2 separate regions of the Homo sapiens genome follow, and region 2 is linked to region 1. A link is an interaction called in ENCODE POLR2A ChIA-PET data of the cell type or tissue named here. Cell type or tissue: OCI-LY7. All regions are shown on one strand.

Region 1 (4,000 bases):
GACCAGCCTGGCCAACAGGGTGAAACCCCATCTCTACTAAAAATACACAAATTAGCCATGCGTGGTGTTGTGCACCTGTAGTCCCAGCTTTCAGGAGGCTGTGGCAGGAGAATCACTTGAGCCCGGGAGGTGGAGGTTGCAGTGAGCTGAGATCACGCTACTACACTCTAGCCTGGGTGACAGAGCAAGACATCATCTTTGAAAAAAAAAAAAGAATTAAAATAAGAAAAGTCTTATTTAAGATTGGCTCAAATTACTCATCAGCAGACCAAAATCTGAAGCATTAAGTATTCTGATTACTTTTTTATGTTTATTTTTTATAAACAGGTCTTTGTGGCAGAATGCATTCCAATTCCTATCAAGTGCAGTTTTCAGTGCTTTTGCTCAATTCTGTCGTTATTATGTCATCATTAATATGTATTGAGCTCCAATGTTTCAATATCAAAATTTAAATATTATGTGTTAGCCTGTTCTCATGCTGCTGTAAGGACATATCTGAGCCTGTGTAATTTATAAAGGAAAGAGGTTTAACTGGATCACAGTTCCACAGGGCTTGGGAGGCCTCAGGAAACTTATAATCATGGCAGAAGGGGAAGTAAACATGTCCTTCTTCACATGGTGGCAGCAGGAAGTGCAGAGTGAAGGTGGTGTAGGGGGGACGCTCTTTAAAACCATCAGATCTGGGGAAACTCACTCACTATCACGAGAACAGCATGGGGGTAACTGCCTCCATGATTCAATTACCTTCTACTAGGTCTCTCCCATGACACGTGGGGATTATGGGAACTCTAGTTCAAAATGAGATTTGAGTGGGGACACAGCCAGACCATATCATATATCTTAGCTATGTAAAAACATGTACTCTTGATTTTGTATAATTAATCTAAAAAGAGAAGAGGAGCAGAAGACACTCAAATTTGATAGTTAAAGGGTGATATAAATGTTGTACCTCCCCAAATAGTTTTTTCTCTATAAACTTTTTCCCGTTCTTGCAAACATTCCTCACTTTGGGACTAGGAGATGTTTATTGCCTCAGGGAAAAGAAAGAGAAGAACTAGCTTTAGGTCAAGGAAGAAAAACAAAAATTCTAAAAGGGACGTCTACCCAGAGGGAAGCCTTCCTCTGGTCTAGTGGTGCAGGGTGTAGAAGATGTGCAGGAAGAGATTAGACACCAAGACCCTTGCTTTACACATAGCTCCTTCTCCCTGTTGAAACTCAAGGGGTTGTAGTGATAAGTGTTAGCCAGCTTGCTTTAGGCAGACAGTAAGGGAAGGGTCCCCGGAGAACCTCCCACCCACCCTACAAGTGCTTACACCAGATGTTTTGTGCAGATAAGGGAACTTGCACGGGGAGCTTGCCTAAACATGCCTGCAGTGGAAAATTCCATTCCTTAACACATACACAGTAAGGGAAATAAATCAATATGGAGCTGCTCAGTCCAAGGGCCTGCATCAGCACTGGAAGGACAGGGTGGAGCCACCAGAAATTCATGCCTTAAGCCCTGGTATTCAACTGTGAAGGGGGCAACCAGTAAACTGCTTTCAGGTCCCCTCTTTTTGCTGAGAGCTTTCCTTTCACTTAATAAATTCTGCTCCACTCACTCTTCAAGTGTCTGCATGCCTAATTCTTCCTGGTTGTGAGATGAGAACCCAGACCTAGTGGTGGTAAGGAATAAAAAATCCTGCATCAGTAGCTGATTAGAAAAGTGAAAACCCAGTTTATGTTGAAGAGAGAAAATATATGTAAAGACAGATTTAACCTGACTTCTTGTTTTGAAATGGAGAGAACACCACTGCAGAGTGCACCTAGGCTTACGGTGATGTAATGGTAGCCTAATTAGCCTAATTCAACAGTGCAGACCTCCCTTGATGACTTGGAAGAGAGTCAAAAGACCCCTTTTCAGCATCCTTTTTGGGGAAGTGAAAGGTAATTGAGTGTGACCTGCCATTGGGTCACCATGAGGAAGTGGGTAGACAGGGACCTGATAACCTCTACCACATGTCTGAGGGAGGCAGTGGCTGAGCCTTGAAGGGATGCAAAAGTGAGGTCAAGTCACATTTGTAGATCAATGGGCCCTACCACAACTGATATGGTTTGGCTGTGTCCTCACCCAAATCTCACCTTGAATTGTAATAATCCCCAGGTGTCAAGGGCAGGGACAGGTGGAGATAATTGAATCATAGGGCATTTTCACCCATACTATTCCTGTGGTAGTGAATAAGTCTCTCAAGATCTGATGGTTTTATAAAGGGCAGTTTCCCTGCACAAGCTCTCTTGCCTGCCACTGTGAAAGACATGCCTTTGCTCCTCACTCGTCTACCGCCATGATAGTGAGGCCTCCCAGCCATGCGGAACTGAGTCAACTAAACCTCTTTTCTTTATAAATTACCCAGTCTCAGGTATGTCTTTACTAGCAGTGCGAGAACAGACTAATATACGCCAACCAAGAGGACAGACCAATAGTCATACTGCACACTCTAGCAGCAAATGTCCCCAGTGTCCCAGTGGCTGAGCATAACCAGGGTATCAATACTAAGTTGAGCAAAAACCTTGAAGCCTACAAGGATTCCAAAGCCTATGGAGAGACTCATTTATGGGTAAATGTGCCAAGAGTGCACATGGCTTGCCCATGGAACCCTGACACCTTGAAAAGTAAGAGAAAGAAGGATGAAATGGCTCTGATGTGGAGTTAAATATTAGATTATTTAATATTTACTCAGCAAGAGATAATCTTAACCATCTTGCAGAGACTAACGGACCTTTATTTGACAAGTTTAACTCCTGCGGCATCCTACTTCTCTGCCTTCCTCCTCCCTCAAACCAAATGGAGTTTACTGAGAATGTTTAGATCAATTATAAACAGAGACAAAGGAGTAACAGTTGTGGCCTATGGGAGTTGCGGTATTTAAATTTTTAACCTTATGCTGAGCATGGTGGCTCACACCTATAATCCCAGTATTTTGGGAAGCTGAGGCAGGTGGATCACTTGAGGCCAGGAGTTCGAGACCAGCTGGGCCAACATGGCAAAACCTGTCTCTACTAAAAATACAAAAAAAATTGGCTGGACGTGATGGCTCCTACCTGTAATCCTAGCACTTTGGGAGGCCAAGGCGGGCGGATCACCTGAGGTCAGGAGTTCGAGACCAGCCTGGCCAGCATGGCGAAACCCCGCCTCTACTAAAAATACAAAAATGAGCTGGGCGTGGTGGTGGGGAGCCTGTAATCCCAGCTACTTGGGAGGCTGAGAGAGGAGAATTGCCTGAACCCGGGAGACAGAGGTTGCAGTGAGCAGAGATCGCACCACTGCACTCCAGCCTGGGCAACAAAGAGCGAAACTCTGTCTAAACAAAAAAAAAAAAAAAAAATGAGCTGGGCGTAGGGGTGCAGGCCTGTGATCCCAGCTACTCAGGAGGCTGAGGCAGGAGAATCACTTGAACCTGGGAGGCAGAGGTTGCAGTGAGCTGAGATCACGCCACTGCACTTCAGCCTGGGTGACAGAGGAACACTGTCTCAAAAACTAATAATAATAAAATAACAAAATGAATAAATAAAATTTTAACCTTATAACACTTGCTATGTATCAGGCACCATGCTGAGATCTTTATGTGCATTATCTCATTTGATCCACACAGCAGCCTTGTAAGTTATTATTATACCCATTTTACACATGAGGAAACTGAGACTTAGAAATGATAAGAGGAGACCTGGTATCAAGTCACACTGATTGATTCCAGAGGCTATGTTTTTGATGTTTCCCTGTAGGTCTCTATGTTTTCCCTGTAGGTCAAGTAGGATACTTAATGAAAGAATAAACACTTCAATCATCACTGATTGATTGAGGTTTTATATACCACCCTAAACTTTTATGTCTCTGAAATTCCAAGTGTCATTCATTCATTCAACAAATATTTTTGAGTACTTACTATGTGTCAGTCCCTGGGCTTAGCAATAGGTGTATAATGGTTAATAAACTGCATTTGACAAAATCGGGGTGGTCACC
Region 2 (4,000 bases), 180 kb after region 1:
GACAGTGGCTTAACCCATTCTAGGCAGGGCTGGAAAATACCACCCTTCTAGTCTGGTGGTGAGCAATTACAGCAGCAAAGCTGTAATCTGTATTTTATGTGCAAGGCACTACCTTAGGTACATAACATTGATTATTTTCCTTAATCTTCACATCAAGCTTATCATTATCCTCATTTTTTGGATAGAGAAGTTAAATAATTTGTCCAAGGTCCTGCAGTTAGGTAAGCACTGGAACCAGGTCTCCCAGCTGGGTCTCCTAGTCTCCAAAAGCCTGCACAACACAGGATAATTGTTAAGAGCATGGGCTCTGGGGCCCTGGAATCTATGTCTAGCTCCTGACCACTTAACGTCTGTGTGACCCTGGGCAAGTTACTAAGCTTTCTGTGCCTCAACGGGAATAATGGTAGTACCTATCTCAAAGAGTGGTTATAAAGATTAAAGTGCTGAGAAAGCTTCTGCCCAATACATAAGTTTTTGTAGTTAATATCATCTAAATTTTTTTTTTTGACAGAGTTTGGCTCTTGTCGCCCAGGCTGGAGTGCAGTGGCACAATCTTGGCTCACTGCAACCTCCACCTCCTGGGTTCAAGGGATTCTCCTGCTCACCCTCCCAAGTACTTGGGTTTACAGGCACGCACCACCATGCTTGGCTAATTTTTTTAGTTGTTAGTAGAAACAGGGTTTCACCAAGTTGGCCAGGCTGGTCTTGAACTCCTGACCTCATGTGATTCACACGCCTCAGCCTTCCAAAGTGCTGGGATTATGGGTGTGAGCCACCGTGCCCGGCCAATATCATCTAAATGTTAATGATTACTATTCTACTGTCCTGTGCTGCTCATTTTAGACTTGTCTAGAATTCTCTCTCTGTTCCCTCTCGCTGTTGAAACTATTCTTTAAGAGCAGAATTTAAGAAATCATAATCCCATTCATGAACCTGAGTTTCCATTTCTATTACAAAGGAATTTCCTAGAATCCCCAAGCATCCAGGCGTACCCTGGCAGACAGGAACCAAGCATGAATTCTGTCAGGTAAGGCACAGCTTTCCTGTGGGCTCTGAACATGGCTAGGTTATAATAAGAGATGTAGAGCTACACACCAAACCCCTGCTTCAGAGCCTGAAGAGTGGTTGGGGATGCTCAGACTCACACATGGGAAGCAGAGAACGACGTTGTTGAAGATAGGGAAAAACAGTTCAAGCTTATTTCCTTAAATGTACAACTTGCTGTTAGCCACTAGGGAAAAATGTGGGTTCTCTAATAATATACAGAGTGGAAAAAACCACTGAATTAAGTGACCGGGCCATGGACTCTGTTCTTGGCCCTACCATTGACTTTCTGTGTGACATTGGGCAAGTCACTTAACTTCCCTTTCAGTTTCTTCCCTTCTCAAGCAAGGTAAGGAAATCTGGCCTTCCTGCCTCACAGGGTGTTTCTGAGGATCAAATGAGAAAATGTTTGCGAACTCTAGAGATTACACAAATATACAAACATCACACTTTGGTCTCATCTCCCTTCCTGGGGGCTGAACAGTCTCTGGGATGCCAGATCTATGCGGTCCCTGTTCTCATGATTTTTTCTCTCTCAGACTCAGTGACAGAAGCTGAACACGCAGACCCCCAGATCTGGGAACTGGGATTAGTTGTGGTGGCAGGAACGATGTGGAGGCTTGAGGGCTGACTCAGCAGCCCCAGTGCAGGGTTGGGGCTGGGTCCCCAATACCTGCCTTGTTGCCACTTCTGGTTTTATTTGATGCTGCAAGAGAAGGAAAGTGAGAAGAACCTTGCCAAGCCACCCACTTCCTCCTGGGCTGTGTTCTGCTTCACTTCCTCCTTGGCTTTCATTCTGATTTCATGCCGGGGGTATGTAGTACACAATGTCTCTCCTTAGGTTTGCACCCGGAGTGCAATGAGGATGGCCTGAATTGGCCATCCCTTTAGTTTGGTTTCATGGGAGCCTGGGTTTGAACAGAGTTCTCTCTGTGTGTGCATGTGTGCATGTGTGAGTGTGTGTGTGTGAGTGTGTGTGTGTGTGTGTGTGTGTGTGTATATGAGTGTCAAATGTGTGTAGAGACCTACATTCTAAGGCCAGGCTGGCTGATACGATAGCCACAAGGTACACGTGGCTATTTAAATTAAAATTAATTAAAATTGAAGAAAATTAAAAATTTATTTCTCCAGTCACACTAGTTCCTAGTTACACGTTTCAAGTGCTCAACAGCCACATGTGGCTAGTGGCTACCATATTGGACAGCATTGATATAGAACATTTCTAACATTGAAGAAAGTTCTATTGAACAGCACTGTCTGGAGGTGTCATATGAATAGGGAGTTGGAGAGTAAGGGTTGGGAGGTGCAGGGTGTGTGTGTGTATTTGTATAAGACCAAAATTGACTATTGTAAGTAAAGACTAGTGAATTTTGTGAAGAACAGATTCTTTTGCTGGAACAATGATTTAATATTGTTCATATATTTCAGTTAGTGTCATCGTTATTTCAAATTTCAGTTGTCCCCCTTATTGAAATTATTTTGGTTTGGGGTCATTGTGGGAACTAAGCACACACTGTTTTCCTGAATGTTACACTGAGAGCTTCACTTAAAATGATGGGTTTTACAAACGTATAGGACCAAAAGAGTCTTCAAGCATTTCTTCATTTGGTATCTCCTTGATGTTTCTTCCCTGCCCACCATAGTCGCTGAGCTTCAGGCAAGACTATATCTCATTTGTCTCATGCAGAAAGAAAATCTGTGATGGTTTCTATAGATTTCTCTATTTTGACAGCAGGAGATTGCTTAATCATTCTCCAATACTCTTTCATTCTTTATTTACCTCCTCTCCCTCTGAGGAAATCCTGAATCATGATGAACTTAAATGCTAGAGTACCTCTTCCCACTTCCTAAACTAATCCAGCCCTCTAAAGAGAAAAAGAGCGACCCTTGAACTCTTACCTGGAAAGGTATAACCAGATTGACAGCTTCTCCAACTCTGCGGATATAGGTTTGCTTCAGGTGTCTTGGAATGCGAATCTTTGGAGGTTCTGAGAGAGGGTAAAATAGCACAATTTTGCAATCAGTCTGGTGTCTGAAAATAGCCTTACAAAAGCAAAATGGCATGATGCTCACCAGCGTACCCTTGTGGCATATCTCTGCAATAAACTCTGAGATGTGCCACTAACAGACGATATATAGTAACTGGTTCAAAATGTGTGTGTGTGTGTGTGTGTGTGTGTGTGTGGTTTCCACACAGAGATGTTTTAACAGTTTGACTCAGCAAAATTTATCCCTGACATCCTTGGCTTTATTGCAACTTTGTATTTTTATTGTTGTAATAAGCCTAAAGCAACTTTATAGAAAAATACATTTTCTCTTAGGGCCTTATACATACTATGCATACTTTTCATAGTTTCTTTTTTTTTTTCTTTTTTTTTTTCAGAGAGTCTCTCTCTGTCGCCCAGGCTGGAGTGCAGTGGCATTGCTCACTGCAACCTCCGCCTCCTGGGTTCAAGCGATTCTCATGTCTCAGCCTCCCAAGTAGCTGAGACTACAGGCACATGCCACCACGCCTGGCTAATTTTTGTATTTTTAGTAGAGATGGGATTTTGCCATGTTGGCCAGGCTAGTCTCAAACTTGTGACCTCAGGTGATCCACCTGCCTTAGTCTCCCAAAGTGCTGGGATTACCGGCATGAGCCACCGCGTCTGGCCAGTTATTCATAGTTTCTAACAGTGAGTATATTTGCAAGGGAACATTCCACGAAAGATCTATAGGCACCACATTAGCTGGGAGGACTGTCCATTCTTCCTTACCAGAAAAAAACAAAATGTTAGCACCCAGCACTTGCTATTTAGGTGACTCTGTTGGAGTTCGACAGTAACTTTCTCCCTGTGTGACTGTGGTGAAGTACATAATAGGCAACCCTGGCCCACTGTGTATTAATATTCATTAATTAAACATCATGAAGATACTAGAGCATGTCACTGCAAATCCATCAGGAGCAGGGAGTCAA

The links. ChIA-PET counts read pairs that join two places held together with the same protein. Peaks named below come from ENCODE experiments on the same cell type or tissue, not always from the same donor. Only the 100,000 strongest peaks of a DNase experiment are listed, where the experiment ranks them.
Region 2: POLR2A ChIA-PET joins it to region 1 with 6 read pairs; 2 of 35 experiments call an interaction of 5 or more read pairs at or near these places.

What each region holds. Positions count from the first base shown.
Region 1 is chr12:101,852,871-101,856,870 of GRCh38, reverse strand. No RefSeq gene overlaps it. Among named protein-coding and RNA genes, the nearest start is that of DRAM1, 23 kb to the left of the region's middle. RefSeq lists cis regulatory regions at 933-1,609, 1,862-2,079 and an enhancer at 1,589-2,088. In OCI-LY7, no CTCF peak of the experiment used is centred here; DNase peaks (open chromatin) are centred at 70 and 1,950; H3K4me3 peaks cover 536 bases; H3K27ac peaks cover 1,443 bases.
Region 2 is chr12:101,669,353-101,673,352 of GRCh38, reverse strand. MYBPC1 (myosin binding protein C1) reads right to left here. Exons shown (of 32, transcript NM_002465.4): 24 at 2,944-3,032. Among named protein-coding and RNA genes, the nearest start is that of CHPT1, 26 kb to the left of the region's middle. In OCI-LY7, CTCF peaks have their summits at 2,939 and 3,138; DNase peaks (open chromatin) are centred at 1,792 and 3,132; H3K4me3 peaks cover 759 bases; H3K27ac peaks cover 977 bases.